2 separate regions of the Homo sapiens genome follow, and region 2 is linked to region 1. A link is a loop called in an ENCODE intact Hi-C map of the cell type or tissue named here. Cell type or tissue: IMR-90. All regions are shown on one strand. Each heading gives the region's core, and the rest is flanking DNA. Links, peaks and the distances in the headings are about the cores only. Region 1 has its middle 5.7 kb from the start of ADH1B. Region 2 overlaps LOC102723576 (a long non-coding RNA gene).

Region 1 (8,909 bases), core at 5,399-7,898:
AACCTCCTGAGTACAGGATTCCATCACCACACCCGGCTAATTTTTGTATTTTTTGGTACAGACAGTTTCACTATGTTGCCCAGGCTGGTCTCGAACTCCTGACTTCAAGTGATCTGCCCACCTCAGCCTCCCAAAGTCCTGGGATTACAGGCATGAGCCACTGGGCCTGGCTAGCCTACTTCCTTCTTTAGGAATGGCACCTCCTAATACTATTACAATGGCAAGTAAATTTCAAATTGAGATTTGAAGGACTAATATTCAAACCATCACAATGGTAAAGTTTGGGAAATGGACTTGATGAGTTTGAAGGCCCTCTAGGATTTTCAAATGCAGTTTTTTATGCAAAGTCTACCTCCCGTTCAGAATGGGAGGTGCATGCCTGTAATCCCAGCACTTTGGGAGGCCGAGGCAGGAGGATCACAAGGTCAAGAGATGAAGACCATCCAGGCCAACATGGTGAAACCACGCCTCTACTAAAAAAATACAAAAATTAGCTGGGTGTGGTGGCACACGCCTATAGTCCCAGCTACTCGGAAGGCTGAGGCAGAAGAATCACTTGAACCCAGGAGGCAGAGGTTACAGGGAGCCAAGATTGCACCACTGCACTCTGGCCTGGTGACAGAGCGAGACTCCATCTCAAAAAAATAAAAATAAAAAAAATAAGAAAAGAAAATAATGGGAGGTACAGTTGTTGTAGGGCCAACTCTTAGTCATTTTTGTGGGGCAAGAATCTCTGACCTCAATTAATAATGGAGTCCTTACAGTCTCTTTGTTACTTTTTCACAACTACAAAAATTGTTGGCTAAACCCTCCACTTAAAACTCCTTATGTGAATATCAGAAGCAGAAATAAAAGCAATTTTATCATTTAGCCAGTATATAGAATTTTTAAAATTATGTTATACTATGTTTCAATTCTTACATCATAATCTTTCATAAATTATGCTAAATCTTGTCTCTATTCTATAATTTTTTTCTATTTGAAGCTGAATTTTTTATTTTTAAACACTTTTAGTAAGTTACATTATCTTGTCAGTTTCTCCCATGCCTTCCTACAAGTGAAAATCTTATCCCAAGTGACACTGGCATCTCTACTCACCAGTCTTTTTTATATCATGAAAAAGTTTGTCCAAATTCTCTCCTCTTTCTGAAGGCTTTCCTGGAAGAGATCCCTTTCTAAACATCTCCCTTAATTACACATAAAAGTTTACTCTAAAGTTTTTGAAAACGTGCTTGAAAAAATAACCAGAGTTGAAAGTGATTAATTATATAAAACATTTATTCACGTGTATATTAGTTTTCTATTTCTGAGTAACAAATTACCACACAATTATTGGCTTGAATGAACACCATTTATTATCTCATGGTTTCTGCAAGTCAAAAATCTGGAAACAGCTTAACTAGTTGCTCCAATTGCAGTCTCAATGGTATAGGCTGGCCTGTGTTCCTTTTTGGAGCTTGAGGCCCTCTTTCTGGCTCACATTGCTGGTCCCAGAATTCAGTTCCTAGTGGCTGTGGGACTGAGGCTTCCAGTTTCTTGCTGGCTGTTGACCAGGGAACAATCTCAGCATGGTTCCCTCCGCACATCCTCTCATGCTCCCAAACTCCTGACTCCAAAACCCCTCAAGTCTAACACAACAGAGTCTCCTATAATGTCAGATGATCACACACCTGACTATTCCATCAGCACTTGCTCTGTAACACAACCTAATCCATGGAGTGGCTGTCCCATCATATTCAAAGGTTCCATCCCCAAGCCATGTAAGCATAAGGGATCATACAAGGCATGTACACCAGGGAGCTGGAATCTTGGGAGTCAGCTTAGAATTCCGTCTATCATCATGTTCAATAAGCTTGGGCTGCTATACCAAACATAACAGACTGGGTGGCTTAAACAACAGACATTTATTTCTCACAGTTATGGAGGCTGGGGAGTACAAGACCAAGGGGCCAACAGAACTGGTGCCTGGTGAAGGGCAACTTCCTGGCCTGTAGACAGCCACCTTCCCTCTGTATCCTCACATGACTGAATGAATTATCACCTTGTGTCTCTTCCTATAATGGCACTAACCCCATTCAAGAGAGTGAAATCATCTCCCAAAAGCCCCACCTCCAAATACAATCACACTGGGGATTAGACTTCAACACGTGAATTTTGGTGGAACACGAAACTTCAGTCCATAGCACACAACATGGCAATAGAATTCATGAGGATGCTCTCGATGTCAAGTTCCTATAAATTATTAAAGAATGTGATTGACATTCTTTAAAAAGTTATTAAAGAAATTTGATTGGCCTGCTTCTATTTAAGACTTTCAAGAATATTATGTAAAGGAATTTGTACTATAGGGCAGATAGTTTACATAGTTAAGGGATTGTATTTATATATAAATATGTATTCCAGCGTAGAAATTATTGGCTAGGTCTGTAATCAAGTATTCCACAGAAGTGACTTTATAAGTGCTGAAACAGGATGATAGACACAAGGCTGAAGAGGATGGGGAGAAAATGCGTATGGTTGTGAGAATATATTGCTTTGATTCTTTGACTTCTCATGATATATAAAAACAAAGTGGGAAGTTGACTCCAATAATTTCATAAAAGTATTTCAAATCAAATTCTGAGCATGGATAAAATTTTCAAATTTTGGTATAAACAAATAAACTATGAAAGAAAATAATAGACAAGAAAAAATATTTTCAACATATATGATTGACAAAAAATGATATCTCTAGTATCCAAGTGCTTTTTTATTTAAAAATAGATAATAGGAAAATGGACAATGATGGAAATTCACAGAAGAGGAAATTAAAATGTCCAGCAGCCATACTAAATGGCACTGGGCCTTGGAAGTGGTCAAAAAATACAAAATGAAGCAAAATGAGATATTACTGCTTATCTATTAGCTTACACTGTTGGTAGAAATGTGCATTGTCTTAGGTTTCTGACAAGCAATTTGTGATATTTATTAAAATTTCCAACATGCACGCCCCAAGCAATATCACACTTGGGAATCAACTCCATAAAAATAAAAGTATATTTGTGTAAGAATATAGAGACAAGGCTACTTACTGCAGCCTTATTTGTAGAAGAAAAAAGAATTTTAAACTTACTGATTGGCAAAATAAGGAATGATAACTCCCTATTTTGAATGGTAAGTGAATCTTTTAAAAACTAGGGAGTCGGATGTCAGGCACACCTGTGATTCCAGCATTCTAGGAGGCTGTGGCAGGGAGATCCCTTGAGCTCAGGAGTTAAAGACCAGCATGGGCAACATGGCAAAGCCCTGTCTGTTGGGAACAGGCCCCCAAAATCTGGCCATAAACTGGCCCCAAAACTGGCCATAAACAAAATCTCTGCAGCACTGTGACATGTTCATGATGGCCATGATGCCCATGCTGGAAGGCTGTGGGTTTACTGGAATGAGGGCAAGGAACACCTGGCCCATCCAGGGCAGCAAACCGCTTAAAGGCTTTCTTAAACCACAAACAATAGCATGAGCAATCTGTGCCTTAAGGACATGCTCCTGCTGCAGATAACTAGCCAAACCCATCTCTTTATTTCAGCTCATCCCCTTGTTTCCCATAAGGAATACTTTTAGTTAATCTATAATCTATCAAAACAATGCCTATCACTGGCTTGCTGTTAATAAATACATGGGTAAATCTCTGTTTGAGGCTGTCAGCTCTGGAGGCTGTGAGACCCCTGATTTCCCACTCCACACCTCTATATTTCTGTGTGTGTGTCTTTAATTCCTCTAACGCTCAGGCCCGCTCGGTTAGGGTCTCCCTGACCAAGCTGGTCTCGGCACCTGTCTCTACAGAAAAACACAAAAATTAGCCAGGCATAGTGGTATGCAACTGTAGTCCCAGCTATTTGGGAGGCTGAGGTGAGACAATCACTGCAGCCTGGAAGGCAGAGGCAGAGCCATGATCGTGCCGCTGCACTCCAGCTTGGGCAACAGAGCAAGTCCTCATGTCAAAAAAAATTATATCTTAAAATCCGGAGGGATTAATATAATGCATCACTAAGTATAAAAAGCAAGTTACACAGTAATGTGTACTATATGATCCAATTTTTGTGAAAGACAAAACAAATTAAAATTTGTAATTATATATAGGTTTGTATGAGCATAGAGAAAGATATAGAAATATACAGAACAGGCTGTTCATCTCAGAAACAAGGATCTGAAAAGAGTTGAAGAACTAAAGTTAACTTTTTAACCATAACTGTTTGGTTTTACTAGTTAGGATGAGATTTATAATTTTATTACTTTTTTAACTTATAAAGAAACTATAAAGAAAGACTCCAGCTGCCAACATGTACATGTAATTGTAAAATAAAGGTATTGTAATTGTAATTTTTATTATTTAAAAAAAGTCTGACCAAATAATTGTCAAAATAATATAAACTGTCTCGGTCACCTCTAAAGCCTTAAGAAGATGTTATGCATTATGGAGTAATAGAGTCATAGAAATGTTTTCTTACTGGATCATTCAGGAATCTAAGATTATCAATGGCAGACATTTAAGTCTGGATATAAGAAAATTCTCGCAGGCCTAAATAGAAAACTTTTAGAACTATTAAAGATGAGATTATTATAAGGTCCAATAGATTTTTGGCTATAGTCTTGCAAGATTAATGCGAACAAGCTTTTGGAATTACCTGGGTAGTCCTGGGTTTTGCCTTTTTTCTCCCAAGTGGCTTATATTTGAATTTTCAATTGCCCTCTTGGGCCCCAGAGTGCTGGCAGCTGGGCATGTGTCTTCTACATGGAAACTTCCAAAATCATCCTTTGAAAAATCTGACCAGCCCAAGAGAAAATACCTACTCTTACTGACATTATATCCCCCAGCAATTAATCCCGCCAGATAGTTCTGTAGCAAATCTCACATGACACAGATGCCACCCTTGTATTCAGAGCTTCCCAATAGCTCATTAGTGCCCCATCCTGCAACAGAAGACAACCGAGATCATCAGAAATGTGGAGTGATTCTAGCTTTGTAATAGGAAAGATAGAAACAGGCAAAGAAAAAAGAAGTTGGAAGAAATAATCCATGAAATAAAAAAATTCAAAATTTTTTTAAAAGCTGTTATTAATATTTGTAAAAAGATATTACATACATGAAAAAAGAATATGTTGCCATAAAAAACTCTTGAGAATTAAAACTCATCACAGCACAGTAGAAATCCAATAGAAAGAAAAGATCTCAATAAATTCACCCCTTGGTGTAACTTTTTCTCCAGAAGATTACTAATGAAGTGCCCCAAAACTGATAAATTAATTCAAAGAAAGATGTGGTATCTGAGAAGCTGATGCTCTCACCCTGAGAAGAGGGAAGGGATTCCCCAGGATGAGGGTGAGGAGGCTCCAGGATGGCAGGTGTGGCCTGATGCAAAGCACCTCCTGCCCACATGGAAGTAAGTCAAAGACTCCAGGGAGATACACAGCTGGGAATAAAATTTTCAGGGACTATGTCATCATCTCATATCTCAAGCAATTTAAATGGAAATAAAATTGACATGTTCTGGGAAAATATGCTAAAAAATTCAAAAGTGGCTTTAAGGCTGACGAAGACATACAAAATACATATTTTGTATGTATTATACCATTTTGTATAAAATGGTAATAACAGTAGAATCTGCCTAATAGTATTATTGTGAGGATTACATGATCTGTTAATTGTAAAGCATTTAGAACAGTAAGTGGCACATACTTACAGTGACAAGGATATTAGCTATTTTATTGATATTTAGGTTATTAAACTCGAGTTAGGCTTCCTGGGATCCTGGCTCCACCACTAGATGTGTTACATTGGGAAATTTATACAATCTCTCTAAACCTCAGTGTCTTCATCTGTAAAATGTGCATGGCAATGGTATCTACCTGATAAGTTAATGCTAAACATTGCTATAAGTAAGGCAATGTGTGCACAGAGATTAGCAAAGTCAGCACTCCATGGATGTTACATACTGATACTAATCAGTTGTAATTTTTACAACAAAATATATTTTTAATTTTCAAAAGGAAAAAATTCTCCACCATTAAAGAACTCTTTAGCTTTTAGATATTTTTATATTGTGACAACCATACCATTTGTATTACTTTGTATTGTTTTAATAAACACTTGGTATTCCCACATCATCTCAGTAAATGTACTTTTAAGCATATGCCAAGCACATCATCAGAATAACTTAAAATGCATCAATAACTCATTTAAAATACATCAGTAAATCATTCGTGGAGCATTCAGATCGTTTGCAGTTTGGCTATCACAGAGAAGGCTGGATGGAACATCTCTGTTTTTGGATTGGGCTTCTTAGATTATTTCCCAACTGCCTTCACAGGAGGAATGTAAACAAACATTTTGTTCTCTCACACACGCTCTTCATGGAAGAATTCCAGGCTCCACAGCCACAGCCAGTCCAGCAAGCATTTCAGTTCCCTCAACATCTTTGGCTTCAGTACCAAAATCAAAATGAAATGCTAATTGAGTAAGAATTCATGGTTTTGAATGTGGGTATTTTCAAAAATTCCTCTAGGAACTTAAAATTTACTCTACTTATTGTAATATTCTATAGATTATTTATGTAACTATTCCATTCTCAAGTTCTATTTATTGCTACTAAAGTCCCTCTCCCACTCTTCATTTTGCATCTCATCCCCAAAAATGCTTTAAAGTCTGTTATTTATGCACATACTTGAAATGTTACAATTTTTTTCTAGCAATCATCTTTACAATAATATTAATCTTACCATTTTGCCAAATGATTTAACCCCAAAAATGAAGAATTTGTACTGAAGGTACTTTCTGCCAGTTACAATATTATTTCTTAGATCCAGGTAAATTATTGGCCCATGGGGAAAAGGAGACAGTTGGATCTCTTACAGAGATGCTAGTCTGTCCTTCTCGAGGCTTTGGAGTCACATCTCTGCACTACTCATCATTACATGCATAATTATATTAGAGATGCCAGTCCTTGCCTTCCACTAACCTTCCAAGAGAGCTTGTGGTAATTTGTTACATCAGCAATAGAAAATTAACACACCCTTCTTGCAAACATGGCCATCTACAGGCTGTGGGTAGACACATCTCCCTCTTTGACCACAACCTGGAAAAGCTCTCCAATTTTAAGAAGCCATAAGATTAGATTAGGTTCACCTGGATAATCCAAGCTAGTCTTCCCATCTCAAGACCTTTAACGGAATCACACCTACAAAATTCGTTTTTTTCCATGTAAAGCAATATATTCCTAGATTCCAGGGATTAGGAGTGGACCTCTTTGAGGGCCATTATTCTGCCTAGCACACCGGGGATCGCTGACCCAAACTGAAGCAAGCATATCATCTCTCTGGATAAGCTGCATTTATAATATAGTAGTTGGTGGAAATGTAATATAGAATCGGGCTGGCTTACAGAGACACACACAGAGAGAGAAACAGAGGAAAGTGATGCCCTGTGACCCCTAGAGAGTGACAGGGTTACCTTTGGACATTCCAGATGTTGCTACAGGCCTGCCATGGCCCTCTGATACTAGAACACTGACACTCAATCATGTGACAACTGCTCTTCCCCTCCATTTAAACTTTTAGAAGGTGGGGCAAAGAGTAAGCACAGAGTAGTTGCCAGATGGTATTAAGAAAGATCTCTTGACTCTATGAAGTTTGTGCCAAAGTTCTTTTGGCAGTTCATGGAGCCATGTGTTCACAAAGTGATGCAAGCTCATAAGTGGATATCACATTTCCAAATTCATTAGGGCCTTGAAAACAAGGTGGTAGTGGCTATAATTCCCTGAAATGCTATGTCTACAGGTGTGAGAGAGGATTAAACAGAAAAATGTATAAAAGGGGGTATTAGGGGAGAAAAATGTTTTCAAGATTCTTTGTCCATATGCTGACTGCATCTATACCTCTCAACTGCAACTCATCTTTCTTAATAAATCTTAATAAAATATCTTTCTTTCAAGGCTTCCTCATTCTCAAATTAGATGTCATTCATTTAATTTAGTCAACAAATATCTGAGCACTCACCCTGTGCCACTCATTGAGTTAAGAGCTGAGAATTCACAATGAAAAGACGGAGTAGGGTCTTCCTCTTTTGATTCCACGTTGAACTTTCTCCTGGCACTCACCACTTCCTGCTTCACAGGAGGGTTCTCTGTCTTCTCTACCTGACCACAGCCAATCCCACTGCTAATCTGTAATCCCTTAAAGAGGAGACACCAGATCTTCTGGATTATGGGACTGCTCATAGAACAGTGCGTGTCCTAACATAAAGGAGCACAAGAATTCAACAATCTTTCATTAAACACCTATTGTACACATGAAACTAGGTACAGTTGAAGATTTAAATGAAATTCAAGAACATCTCTGACCAGAAATTTCCAGTAGAACTTAGGAGACTGATCTCTACACTAAATATAAAGGCCACAAAAGAGAATGGGCCCTAAAACCACAGGAGGGATGCTAGTATGACAGGGATGGAAAGAAGTGAAGCATGACTGTGAGATGGCGTTAACATATCTCCACAAGGGCGACCTTGTCCTAGATCTCAAAGTTTGGGGAGGATTTGAATGGGCCAGAGGGACAGAAAAGAAGAGAAAAAGCATGATGAGCAAGAGCTTGAATGAGGAATGGATTCCTCTTTGGAGGACCACAGAGATACATGCTTCTAAAGAGCATAGGCCCTGTATTGGAGAATGGTGAGGAATAGTTGGATGAGAAGGCTAAAGCCAGGTTATCTGGGGCTATCTTCTTTCCGTCATACCTTTCCAAACTAGAAGCAACTAAAATCATAGGACCTCCTTTGCTTTCTATTGGGTGAATGTTTCTCAGTCTTGGTGTGAGTCTCAGTGCCTACATAATTAAAGCTTACTGAAATGTTCCCTTGGCAATTTTAGAGAAATATG
Region 2 (8,909 bases), core at 3,742-6,241, 59 kb before region 1:
GTTATATTCTATAACTTCACTGAATTCATTTAACAGTTTTCTGGTGGTGTCTTTAGGGTTTTCTATATATAGGATAATGTAATTTGAAATCACAGACAATGTTACTTTCTTTCCAATTCAGATGCTTTCTATTTCTTTCTCTTGTCTAATTGTTCTGGCTAGAATTTTCAGTACTAGTTGAATAGAAGTGGTGAAAGTGGGCACCCTTGAAATCCAAACTGTTCCAAATAACATTTGAAGTAATACATTAATTAGATTCTACTTGCTTTTTAAAATTACTTCCCCTACTGCCTCCACACACTATACATCCAGCCAAAATATGCCCCATACATTGTCCCTTCTATGAAGGTATTTCTCCAGTTGGAATTATTTTTCCCTCATATGCCCACTTGTCAAAATATATAAAGCCCAGTTTAAATTACTTTATTCATGGAGATTTCTCAGTCACTCTGGTTTGACCTATGTGATAAGTCTTTTTTAAGCTTGTAATAAAACATGTATCTAACTTTTCCCTACATTAACTTTTAGAGTTTAAATTCCTTAAAAGCAGTAAGTGTCTCTAGTTCATCTTGGCATTTTTATTTCTTGCTTCAACTGAGTAATAAGAGTTGACTAAACAGAGTTAGCTAAGGAAAAGAAAGTACCCTCCTTTGTTTTGCTCTTTCCCACCCCAATCAGAATTTTTCACAAGCTTTGTTGAAACACACCTAACAACAATTCTCACCTACATTTTCTATATAGATCACTATCTCCCATAGAGACACTGCTCTCTGCTGAAGCCCAACAAGACTTGGCTCTTATTTTCACTAGCTTTATTTATTTCAACCTTCTGGCACAACCATATAATATTTTTGTATTTCCTTGTGGGAACATATGTGATTAATAGTTTTTATATTCTCTTATTCTTAAGCAAAGTATCCCAAGGGCTGGGCACCTGTTCTGACAAATATCAAACATCTACAGTAAGATAAGTGAACATATGATAAGCACACATTTATTTAAAATTCTCTCTTTGTTTAGAAAATCACACATATTTGCCTTTTATTTGTCCACACAAATTCACAAGAAATTTTTTCTTTGAATCCAAGTCAAGGCAGAAAAATATTGTGATTCTATGTCACCACAGACCCACATTATTTGCCCTCAGGAAGTAACACAAAGAATCAGACACTCTTCTCCTCCCTCATTTCTGGGAAGATCATCAGGTTGTCCCAGTGGAGGCTCATCTATAAGTACAAGTAAAACCCTTCTGCAGCCCTCTATTTAGTGAGTGGGCAATTCTAGCCTGAGCCTCAACTTTTCAGGTAATTGAAGATTTTAACCATCAAGGAGCAGCTGAACGCAGTGCAGCACTACCTGAGTAATAATTGGCTTCTAAACCAGTTTAAAGAAAAATGACAATGCCATAGGTACTTGAAGAATATTATTTACAAGCTAAGTAAATGAAAACTCAGTTGAATCAGTTTTGCCACCACGCATGTATATCTTGGACTGTCTTTTTCCACAAAACTGTCATAGGTTTTCTACTTCCTTAAGTTAAAGATCTAGGCTATAATTTTTCTTATTAAATAACTTAAGCTTTTTCCTGTTAGTACAGATGAGAGCATATTATAAACTTCAGTATATGACTTCCCAAAAAGTCCACAATTTCATTTTTAATTTATTCTGTAAAGCAATAGCTAATGAAAGTTTGTGTTTTTTTACTGGTTGGTTGGTTAATTTCTTTGTTTAAATCTGTATAATTAAATTTTAATCTAGTTTTCAGACTATATAACTTTACAATTTCTGCTCTTTGGAGTTAATAAGACTTTGTTTCCTAGGCCATCATGTATTTTGTAAGTCTTGTATAAACTTTCAAAAAAAGATATTCTTTGTATGTAGAATGTACAGCAATATAATTTTACCTCATTTAATATTATTATTCTAAATACTCTTCACATGTCAAGTATATTAGTGGTCCACAAGCTTTTTGGCACTCGGGGCTGGTTTTGTGGAAGACAATTTTTCTATGAACTGGGGTTGGAGGATAGTTTCGGGATAATTCATGCACATTGCATTTATTGTGCACTTTTTTCCTATTATTATTACATTGTAATATATAATGAAATAATTCTACAATTCACCGTAATGTAGAATGAGTGGGAGCCCTAAGCTTGATTTCCTGCAACTAGACAGTCCCATCTAGGGGTGATGGGAGACAGTGACAGATAATCAGGTATTCAACTGTCATAAGGAGTGCACATCCTGGATCTCTTGCATGTGCAGTCCACAATAGAGTTCTCACTCCTATGAGAATCTAATGCTCTGCTGATCTGTCAGAAAGCAGAACTCAAGCAGTAAAGCAAGCGCTAGGGAGCGGCTGTAAAAACTGATAACATTTTGTTAGCTCGCTCATCACTCACCTCCTGCTGTGTGGTCTGGTTCCTTAATAGTCCATGGACTGTTACTGATTGGTGGCCCTTGGGTAGGGGCCCCTGAAGTATACGACTGATTATGAATGAATAATGTGCACATGAATTACCTGGGGATCTTGTTAGAATGTAGATTGTGCTTCAGTAGGCACAGTGGGCCATGAGGTTCAACATCTCTAATAAACACCCCAGTGATGCCCACGTTGCTGGTCTGTGGACCTCACTTTGAGTAGCAAGGGCTTAAGCCACTCTTAGTTAGTATTCTGTAACTTGGAACCCAGGTATCACTATGGATGATGCCCCGACCTTTATGCATTCCTCTCCCTTAGATTAGATTGGCACTTCCAAGTTCCTTGAAGTGATGACTTCTCATTTTCTCTATGATTCTAACTTTTAAGATATTATATTATCTAATGCTAAGGTATTCCTTGACTATGCAATTTTCCTTCTGGCCATAAAAAATTATCCTCTCTGTCAGGTCTCAGGCTTCTTTGATGTTTATTAAGCCATCCTGATTTTTTGTGTTTAAATTTGCCCAATATATATGCTTAAAGACTAATGGGTACTCAAAATATTAATTAAATGAAAAACTACTACCATCTATTTTTTATATCTTTGATTTTTATTATTTTGGTTCAAGAAGTATCTTTTTGTTTTGTTGTCCTGTTCTAGGGTCTCTTGATAAGTATCTAGAAGTTGTCCAGATTGCTGATTTGACGTCAAGAGTGTCAATTCTGGTCTTTACTATTTCCATTTTGAGTTTTTATTTGTTGGCTTGTTTGCTTGCTTGTTTTTACTATTATATTCCTAGTTTATTGTGTAAGTTGTTCATTCACTGGGATTCCACTTGGAGCTCAGCCTTTACTTTAGCCGTAATGGGTCAAAGCATCCATTTCATAGAGGCTATTCTATTCATACACCTGGAGAAGACCAATGAACCAATTGCTTTCTAAAATTATGATTTGTTTCTTATAAAAAGTTATGTTCTTTTATGTTTTCGGGTGTTGTCTTCCCCCCCTTATATTGCAGTATTGTTTTATAGGCCCCATTTTAGTTTCTTCTTGTTTCCTTTTTCTTATATAAAATTGTTTCTGATACTGCATTTGTCAAAAGATAGGGTGAGTGGAACAGCCTTAAGCTTCCATTCTGTCTACTTGGGAGCTTGTTTGGTAGCTAAAGCTAAATTCTATTTTCATGCACAGCACCTAGCCATGCAATATGCAGTTCTTAATTAAGCAACATAACACATGGGACTAGACCTCCTCATTAACTGTTCCCACAGGCTAACTCCATCCACACTTGCAATACGTTTCCTTTGTTCACACTAAGCATACCAGGATGCCCTGTGCTTTCTCCAGACCGCTTTTATACAATATGTTGCATTCATAAAGAAGCCTGGATAGAGAAAGAGCAGTAGTAATGGTGCAGGATGTGTCTAGGAGAAGTAGGATAATTCCAATGGGCAAAGACAATTCTACATGGTCTGTTCAGGAATGATAACATTTCCTGATGGTCAGTAGAGCTCTTTAATCTGAAAAAGGCATAGAGAGGAGAGATAACAAAGTATTTTCATATTTCCTTTGGCATATGGTTCAAAAGCTAGAGTATGTGGTATGCCTCAAAAACTGTGCTTCTCAATACAGATGAAAAATCTATTCTGACTATGGCCTTTGAATTTATATTGTGGATACTAGCTTTTGTAGTAATTGTTGGCTTCATTGGGTGGAGGCACAGGAGGCATGATTATTCATCTATCATGTTAACCCAGTAATTTAATCCAAATACGCAATAACCTAGAGAATTAAGGAACCTGTGATCAGACCCCCATATTAGCAAGGGATATAAGAAAATACAGAATTCCCATTCTAGATATTTCACCAACTACATGTGACCTGAAAAAATTGCATAATCTCAGAGGGCCCTTAATTTTATCATGTGTGAAATAATTTAGACTAAATAATACCATCTAGCTGTAATTTTTTGTTTAAAAAATCCTCAAAGTACAATGGAAATGTTTTTATTTTTCCTACAGAGATTTAAAGTCCAAAAAGTCTTATAAAGCACAGGTTCTCATTTTCAAAAGACATAATGCTTAGAATTCATTATATTTTTTACAGAATATCATGTAATATTGATGTTACATTTAGAGTAACTAATTATGTAATTCTGAGATTATAGAATAAACATATGGAAGCAGATGTTTAAGTTTATGATAGAGAAAAAAATTATATTATTTTACTTCTGCTTCCTACTATTTTCTTGTTCTACATATTCTTTTTAATTATCTTTTTAGTTCTAGAAGACTTTTACAAATTGGCCTTACAATTAACTTTACTGAACTTTTCAGATTCTTGAGAATATTATTTGACATGAGGTGTCCAAACAGATATTAAACTTAGCTTGTATAACTTTGTCAACAAGCTATTAAATTGCTATTAAACTTCCTTGTTTAATTATTCTAATCATAACAATTCAGAAGAAAACAGGCAACTCTGACCCCATGGCTTATGCACCTGGCTTGGTCCTTTGGGTCTTTCCAATTACTGTGTGGTGTTCGAGGTAGATTTTAATCCCATAAGATTAAGAATAAACATTTCTTTCTTTATTTTCCTTTTAAAGGCAGAAGTTTTGAAATAAAGTTGAAATGTGTGGTGTCATTCTACCTGGAACATGTCCACATAGAACGAAAAGCATTTTTTTTCCTTTTCTTTTGGCTGCAGTGCAAACATGGTGCACATGCACAGGAAGCGTGACTGCGTGTTTTTACTAATGCATAACACATGTCTGGGAGTGCTTGACTCCTAAAAAACCATGAGTTTTTCACTTACTTTGCACGTGGTACCCTGAAGTTATAAGAGTGCTACAAATTATTCAGTAAACATGTAACAAAGTTCAGAAAGAGTGATGGTAGAAATGGGTGTCCAGAAAGAGAGTAAACAGATGTTTTCATTCAACAACCATGACCTTCAGCTTTGGCAATAAAAGTAAATATAAATGACATTGGAATTTTCCACCCAGATCCAAGGCTAGCCTTCTGGTTTAAACTTCTTTATATCTCTATGACATTATCTCCTTCTAAGACCTTCTTCTCAATTGACCCGAAACATTCATATGATTGGTGGCCAGAGAAATATCGATCAAGATTATTGCTATTTACTCCCCGATGTTTAAAATAGGACTTTGAAGCAAGACAATAAGCTTAAAAGCCAAGCTGTTTAGGGTAGAGAATTTTCTAAATTCCTTTTCTTTTTTTTCTTAAAGGCTGAAGAAGACTCAGATTTCTGACACAATGGTAACACCTATCCCTTCTGCCTGTGACTGCCAGGGCTTGCTGTATGATGATAAGAAGAGAATGTGACACAGAGGAAGGGGAAAAAGTCCATCCCTCTGGTAGTAGGGGGTTGTGGAATGGGAGGGAAAAAGGGAGAAGGAGAAGTAGAAAATACTCATATCTAAATGTCTTCATGTCTTCTGCTTGACTTTAGCCAGGAATGAGTGTTAGGAAAGAGGGGATGCTCTAGAAGAGGAAGCTATGGAGTCTTATTTGGGTCTATGTAAATAGCCCAACCACAGGCCCTTCTGCCCAATCTAGGGCAGACCCATACCAGAGTTTAACGTGGCAACAAAGTGTGGTTAGACAGAAGTTAGGCATGGAGTTTAGCTTTTCAAGGCAGCTTTCCATCACTACAAGGCCAAGGCAGAAATTAAATATCTCATTTCCTTTTTGCAGGGTAGAGCAAGCAGGGCAAAGGGGAATGACTGAGCAATCAGGTGACTTGAGAGCCAAATAACATTCCCATTCACAGGGTCTGAATTGGTGAAATGTATCAAGATCTTCAGCTTGAGATGGACCATCAGAGCAGGAGGCCAGAAGAGAGACATGGGGTTTGTTGTGATAACTAGAGCTAAAGTGAGCTAAGTGATCAGTAGAGCAACACTGGGCTCTGGCCAACCAAAATAAACCAGACCATGAGCTCCACCAGATAAGGCCCTCTGCTACAAGTACAGTAGGTGAGCAGCACCCAGGCAGAGAGAGGCATTGTCAGGAAGACTGAAGGAAAGAGGAGCATCACAAGTGATGAGGAGCTGATCTTCACCTAGGCAAGGAGGTGGGAAAGTCTTCCTTCCCCCAGATGCCCTGGGAGAGAATTGGGGAACAGGAAGACTCTGGGAAACTGAGCATTTCTTTTTATCAAAAGATAAAGAGCACAAGGATTATTTACATCATTGTAATAACCTACATTTTTTAGGCATAATTTTAGAAACATATCTTGGCTGCATATATGTGAGATTGCTTACATTTTTAAACATTACAATTGCTTATTAAATAAAAGAAGGACCCAAATAAGAAAGAAGAGAAAAAATAAGCAAGATGCTTAAAATGACTTATCTCCTTCAACAGTAGAGTTCTCCAGCAAGAGAAATACTAAAACCTAAGCTGTTGCTTTAGCACTAAGATTAAGGTTCCTTCCCAAGTGTTAGTCCCAGTAAAGAAGGGTATGAGAAAAAATTGTGAAGTGCATGCAATTTGTTGTTACTTCTTTCATGATTCAACATTCTACTAAGCTACCTGATTTACCCTGGTTTTGTTGTTGTTATTGTTGTTTTTAGCCATTACAAATACTTTGCTCTCAGGGAAGACTCAGATATTAATTATAAATCTCAGGGTGAGTTTATTAATGCTAAATGATGAACAGTGTTATATTGAAAGATATTTCAAAAACAACCAAATCTAGTTTCCATAGCAACTATTTTGTATATGGAAGAGACACAGAAATTAAAGAAAAAAGACCTACCACTTACTGTGTGACCTTGACCTCTTTGATAATGTTTCTTCATTTGTGAAATAATGAAAAACTAATCATTACTCTACCAACTCTCTTCCTTTTTATGAAGATTGAAACCACATTAGTGAAAGTGCTTTGTGGTCTTTGAAGAATATAGTTATAATTGTTATGTCAAAGACCAAAAGAGATATTCAGGACTCAAGGCAGGCCTTCAGGGTTTCCCTGAGATAGCACTGTGGGCATTGTTTCATGATCTTTTACTATATGAGAAGTAGAGAAAGGAAGAGAGTTCTAAATGTTCATATACTGTGGTCATAAAATGCTTAAATTACTCCCTCCTAATCCACTTCTAAGATAAATATTGGTGAGGAGCCAGGATAGGCACTTTTTTTGTTATTTACAATCGTGGGGAAGGAGTTGAGTTGAAATCAAAGCCTTTAGTAATTTAATATAATGGTGTATAGGATCTGAGTGCCCTACTGCCTCCTAGCAATAAAAAGTTTGACTTCTAGAGTCAAGAACTTCTGTTTTTGCTAGTCTCCCCAAAATTGTCACTCTGTGAATATACACATTTTCTGTTCACAGTAGTAGGGATGTGGATTTTTTGCTTATCATGCTAGTTACTCCCTTGAAAAACTGAGTGGTATTTATATGATTGATAAGCTTATATACCACATAAAACCCATGCTCCAGCTTGAACAGTTATGGATGGGTAATGATATGTCTTGGTTTGCTGAAAATATAATTACAAAGTAATTATTAATGACTTACCTTTCAGTCTCAAAAATGTTCCAGTTCCAACAATTAATTATATAATCATTTTACTTATACCTATATGCGAACCAGAATTGGGACACATGGGCACCCTCGATAAAACCCAGATTTAATCAACTGCAAAAATCTTCCTCAGAAAAAGAAAAATTCAAAGTTTCAAGAACTAGAACTTCATGTTAATTTTTAACGAATAGCTCTGACGTTGGTGACCTATTTCAGAAATATTGTAGCAATTTAAAAGAGTAATACAGAATAACAACTTTTGCTACTTTGTGGATCATACAAGCTAGTATAAGATTAGAAAGAGAAAAGATCAGTGTAATTGATTTGATAGAATCATAAAAATTACTCTTAGCAGAATTAGGGTGAATGAAGTCTATCTTCGATAACTAGATAATATTTAAATAGTAATCATTTCAGACATTTTGAGTGTCATTTTGTAAAACTGGGTCCATCTTGATGAAGGTTCCAAGTCATTTGAAAAGAATATATATCATTTCATCATTGAATATAATCTTCAGTTAACGTCAATTAGCTCAAGTTGGTTGGTAATGTTGTATTATTCAGGTCTAGTATATCCTCATTAATTTTCTTTCTACTTCTTCTATCAAGTACCGACAGAAGATATGAGAGTGTTGAATTCACTCTCATGGTATGAGACATGAGAGTGTTGAATTCATTCTCACGGTGTTGAATTCATTTGATAGAATTCAGTACTTCTATCAAGTACTGATATGAGAGTGTTCAATGAACTCTATCACCCTGCAGTGATATAGAACAATATAACTTATTCCGCCTATCTAGCTGTAATTTTGTATCCATTAATCAACCTCTCCCTATATCCCATTTTCCCCAACCCTTACCAGCCTCTAGTGAGCATTCTACTCTCCATTTTTATGAGATCAACTTATTTAGCTTCCAAAAATGAGTGAGAATA

What was found. A loop is a pair of places that touch in the nucleus more often than their neighbours do. Peaks named below come from ENCODE experiments on the same cell type or tissue, not always from the same donor. Only the 100,000 strongest peaks of a DNase experiment are listed, where the experiment ranks them.
Region 2: it touches region 1 in a loop (2.3-fold over the local background); 13 of 110 quality-filtered maps call a loop at or near these places.

What each region holds. Positions count from the first base shown.
Region 1 is chr4:99,322,647-99,331,555 of GRCh38, reverse strand. No RefSeq gene overlaps it. Among named protein-coding and RNA genes, the nearest start is that of ADH1B, 5.7 kb to the right of the region's middle. In IMR-90, for the core only: no CTCF peak of the experiment used is centred there; a DNase peak (open chromatin) is centred at 6,375; H3K27ac peaks cover 1,716 bases.
Region 2 is chr4:99,380,384-99,389,292 of GRCh38, reverse strand. It overlaps LOC102723576 (a long non-coding RNA gene), which reads left to right. Exons shown (of 5, transcript XR_939020.3): 4 at 5,673-5,801. Among named protein-coding and RNA genes, the nearest start is that of ADH1C, 32 kb to the right of the region's middle. In IMR-90, for the core only: no CTCF peak of the experiment used is centred there; a DNase peak (open chromatin) is centred at 5,152; H3K27ac peaks cover 2,462 bases.